Regions from separate parts of the Homo sapiens genome. Here region 2 is linked to region 1. Evidence: read pairs that join two places in POLR2A ChIA-PET (ENCODE). Cell type or tissue: A673. All regions are shown on one strand.

What was found. Peaks named below come from ENCODE experiments on the same cell type or tissue, not always from the same donor. Only the 100,000 strongest peaks of a DNase experiment are listed, where the experiment ranks them.
Region 2: POLR2A ChIA-PET joins it to region 1 with 12 read pairs; 2 of 35 experiments call an interaction of 5 or more read pairs at or near these places.

The regions. Positions count from the first base shown.
Region 1 is chr15:56,912,423-56,914,922 of GRCh38, forward strand. The region is part of intron 2 of TCF12-DT (TCF12 divergent transcript); the gene reads right to left. Among named protein-coding and RNA genes, the nearest start is that of TCF12-DT, 4.8 kb to the right of the region's middle. In A673, no CTCF peak of the experiment used is centred here; a DNase peak (open chromatin) is centred at 1,469; H3K27ac peaks cover 1,281 bases.
Region 2 is chr15:57,276,058-57,278,557 of GRCh38, forward strand. The region is part of intron 19 of TCF12 (transcription factor 12); the gene reads left to right. Among named protein-coding and RNA genes, the nearest start is that of SNORD13D, 1.3 kb to the right of the region's middle. In A673, no CTCF peak of the experiment used is centred here; no DNase peak of the experiment used is centred here.

The DNA of each region.
Region 1 (2,500 bases):
TCCCTATTCTCATCATATGACTGGCAAGTCACCAAATACTTAAGTTTTTAGTCTGTACAAGTTTTACTTTACTGGCAAAAGGGAGGATTTTTTCAGGTGCTTTGATGTGGTAAGTATTCTTTGCTTTTTGATTTTTTTCTTAGAGCATCTATTTTGGAAATAATTAATCCTTAATCTGTGGGAGTAGCCTACACAAATCTCTAAATATGTAAGCTGACTTCCATCATGCCATTACAAGCACATGAGTCCGGCACTCCTTCCTTAAAAAGGTACCCAATATGGCCAGGCGCAGTGGCTCACACCGGTAATCCCAGCATTTTGGGAAGCCGAGGTGGGCAGATCACCTGAGGTCAGGAGTTCGTGACCAACCTGGACAACATGGCAAAACCCCGTCTCTATTAAAAATACAAAAAATTAGACGGGCGTGGTGGCGGGCGCCTATAATCCCAGCTATTCAGGAGGCTGGGACATGATAATCGCTTGAACTTGGTGGGTGGAGGTTGCAGTGAGCCGAGATTGCGCCGTTGCACTTCAGCCTGCAACAGAGCGTGACACTGTCTAAAACAAAAAACAAAAAACAAACAAAACATTTGGGGGACCAGGTGCAGTGGCTCACGCCTGTAATTCCAGCACTTAGGGAGGCTGAGGCAGGCAGATCACCTGAGCCCAGGAGTTTGAGACCAGCCTGGGCAACATGGTGAAACTCTGTCTCTACAAAAAAATACAAAAATTAGCTGGGTATGGTGGTGTGCGCCTGTGATGCTAGCTACTCAGGAGGCTGAGGTTGGAGGATTCCTTGAGCCCAGAAGGTCGAGGCTGCAGTGAGCCGTGACTGCACTACTGTACTCTAGCCTGAGCGACAGAGCAAAATCCTGTCTGAAAAAAAAATTGTTTTGAAAATTTCATTACTGATGTCTTAGTGTGGTTTTGGGAAGGAACAAAATTTGGAGCATGTGTTCAACTGCCATCTCTACCTAGAAGTGAATAACAATTCATTTCTCAACACATGTTTTTTGAGCAATTTACTACTTGCTAGGCACTGTGCCAAGATACACACAGAAATATGGAAAAAGGTTATTAATTCATTTTTTCTGATTAACTCTACTAAGTTAAAAAAATGGAAATATCTCTCCAAGTTTGATGCTCTAGATTGTTTAGCAGTTTTTTTCCTTTCCTGGCCTCTGAATTTGTCTCGATTTTGGTGTAAATGTGTGTTTTTATAAAATATGAAAGGAGATTCTAAAGGGGAAAAAGATACTGAGTGTAAAAGATATTGAGTGACAATTGGGGGGGGCATGTCCTCATATCTGAATATAGCATTCATATAAGCCATCTAAGTGTCTTAAATAGTGGATAAAAATGATATTGGCAAGGAGTAGAGAACTATTTTTATCTATCAACATTCAGAGGGAAAAGACGAAATCTCTACCAGGAAATACCACAACAGTGGGAGGTTCTTGCTGGCTGGTGGAAAAGAATGCGGAGAGTAGATGGTTGGTCATTAGTAGAATTTGGCTCATGAGAGAGTAAAAAGTCTTGGCTTTTAGTTCATCAATGATGGTAGTGCCATGAACTGAGGATAATACTTATTAAACTCACTGTTACATAAATTATCCCTGTTAGTCACAAGGGGACAGTTATTCTCCTTTTCTCTTTTCTGAGACAGTTTCATTCCCATTGCCCAGGCTGGAGCGCAATGGTGCAATCTTGGCTCACTGCAGCCTCCGCCTCCCGGGCTCAAGCAATCCTCCTGCCTCAGCCTCCCAAGTAACTGAGACTACAGGCGCATGCGACCATGCCCAGCTATTTTTTGTATTTTTTGTAGAGACAGGGTTTCTCCATATTGCCCAGGCTGGTCTGAAACTCCTGGGCTCAAGCAATCCGCCAGCCTCAGCCTCCCAAAGTGCTGGGATTATGGGCATAAGCCACTGCACCTGGCCAGTTATTCTCCTATAGAGCAGAAAGCTACCATACGGTCTACTAGCCGTCAACCTCGGATCTTAGTGGATAACGTTAGGAGGCCAGTCACTTCATCCGGAGAGTAATTTACTACCCCCGCTAAACACCTGACTTGATTCTCTTCTCTCTCTCCTTCTCCTCTTAGCTTCCTAGAATACTTGTCTTCTAAAAAGGGTCCAAGGTTAAGTCAATCTGCCAAGGAAGCAAAAAGCCCATTGCTTTAGCTACTTTTCCTTTTGACTATAAAGGTTTCTCTGGGCAACTCTGGTGTCCCATAAAATATGCATGTGTGTTCAAGGATGAAGTGTGTGTGTTGTGTGTGTGGGGAGGCTGAAACCATGTTGACAGAATTCCTGTGTCTGTCCAGTAGTGGATTACAGTGAATGGACAGTGAACTAAGCTCTATTAGATTGCTGGGCATCGTGGCTCATGCCTATAATCCCAGCACTTTGGGAGGCTTGAGGTGAGAGGAGCACTTGAGCACAGGAGTTTGAGACCAGCCTGGGCTATATAGTGATACCTTGTCTCTATGAAGAAAAAT
Region 2 (2,500 bases), 360 kb after region 1:
TACTCAAGACTCAGTGGTTAAACATTTCCTCCTCTCAAGCTCTTTCACAGGTCAGCTTAGTCAGGTCACTGTTCTTTTGATAATTTAGTGATGAGAGAACTATTAGATTTTCAGTTTCCTGTTCTACAAGTGAGTTTGAACATAAATGGTGTTGGACAGTGGTTTTGAAATCTGGCTGGTCCCAGAATCACCTGAAGCTTTTCTTTCCTCAAACATTTCCAAACCTTACCCCAGGAGATTCTGGTGCAATGAGATGGTTAAATGTGGTAGACTTAGCATATGCAGTGATAATACTGCAATCTTTCCTACATCCCCACTAAAATAAATAAAAATGATATTCATTTTAACCCACAAGGACAGATGAGAGAGGAGACCATAGCAGATGAAATAGCGAAAGCTGCATGTAGGATAGAAAGTCGATGGAATAGTGGTACTTATTTGTTTCTAAGTACTGAAGAATACATGTTTCAAGAGTGGTAAGATCTAATCTTGTGCTGAATACAGTGATTTCTTAAATGCCCCGAAGTTAAAATACATAATCATGAAATTTCAGAGCATTCGGGTAAAAAAAATATTCTAAAGCTTCTGGAGATAAAATATAAATAGCTTATAGATAAAGAAACAAGAATCAAAATATCATCAGCGTTCTGGACAGTAGTACTGGATTCCAGGAGATAGTGGAGCAGCACCTTCAAATTTCTGAGGAAAATAATTTCAACCTAGAATTCTTTTTTTTTTCTTTTTTTTTTCCTTTTTTTTTTTTTTGAGGCCGAGTCTCGCCCTGTCACCCAGGCTGGAGTGTAGTGGTGTGAGCTTGGCTCACTGCAACCTCTGCCTCCTGAGTTCAAGCGATTCTCCTGCCTCTGCCTCCTCCATAGCTGGGATTACAGGCACGCATCACCATGCCCAGTTAATTTTTTGTATTTTTAGTAGAGACAGAGTTTCACCATGTTGAACAGACTGGTCTGAAACTCCTGACCTCAGGTGATCCGCCTACCTCAGCCTCTCAAAGTGCTGAGATCACAGACGTGAGCCACCGCACCTGGCCAGTTTCAACCTAGAATTCTATACCTTGCCAGACAATTAATCAAAAGATGGATATAGAATGAAGATATTCCACATAAGCTGGGCATGGTGTGTGCCTATAGTCCCAGCTACTTGGGATGTTGAGTCAAGAGAATCACTTAATCCCAGGAATTTGAGGCTGAAGCGAGCTGTGATCATGCTACTACACTCCAGCCTGGGTGACAGTGCCAAGTCCACCCTGTCTCTAAATAAAAATTAAGTTGGCAGCCGGGTGCAGTGGCTCACACCTGTAATCCCAGCACTTTGGGAGGCTGAAGCAGGCAGATCATGAGGTCAAGAGATCGAGACCATCCTTGGCAACATGGTGAAACCCCATCTCTACTAAAAATACAAAAATTAGCTGGGTGGGGTGGCGTGCGCAAGTAGTCCCAGCTACTTGGGAGGCTGAGGCAGGAGAATCGCTTGAACCCAGGAGGCAGAGGTTGCAATGAGCCGAGATTGTGCCACTGCACTCCAGCCTGGCGACAGAGTGAGACTCCATCTCAAAAAAAAAAAAAAAAAAAATTAAGTTGGCTGGGCACAGTGGCTTATGCCTGTAATCCCAGCACAGTGGGAGGCCAAGGCAGGAGGATCCCTTGAGCCCAGGAGATGACTTGAGACCAGCCTGAGCAACAGTTAGGCCGCATCTCTAAAAAAAATTTAAAAATTAGCTGGATGTCTTGGCTCATACCTGAAGTACCAGCTACTTGGGAGGCTGAGGTGGGAGGATCACTTGAGCCCTAGAAGATTGAGGCTGCAGTGAGCTATGGTTGTAGCACCACACTCCAGTCTGGGCAGCAGAGTGAGAACCTGTCTCAAAGAAAAAAAAAAAGATATATCAGATATGCAAATCCTTTAAAAATTTACCTTCCATATACATCCTTTTAAAAAATAGAGACAGGGTTTCACTGTATTGCCCAGGGTGGTCTCAAACTCCTAGCACAAACGATCCTCCCACCTCAGCCTCCCAGGTAGCTGGAACTGCAGGCATTAGCCACCACACCTGGCTCGTGTATATTTTTTCAGAAAGCATCTGGAACATATGCTTTAACCAAATAAGTGCATAATCAACAAAGACAAATGTTATAGAATCCAGGAAACAAAGGATTTAACATAGAAAAACAGCAAAAATAAATCCCATGACAAGAGCTACTGGGCCTAGAGAGCAACTAGTCCATTGAAAATTGAATACTATTAGCTGCAGAAGAAAGGTTTCCAAGGAAAGAAAATGGAATTAATTGATGATGTGTTCAAGATTTTAGGAAAATATATTGATAGGCATTTGTTAGATCTCTTGGAGCATTCAGTGGTGGGGTTAGGGAGACGGAATTTGCATTACTAACAAATGAAAAAACAAGTAGCTATTAACTATAGGAAAAATAAACAGTTATATGAGCAAGGGAGCAATCACTGTAAAAAAAAAAATTTTTTTTCT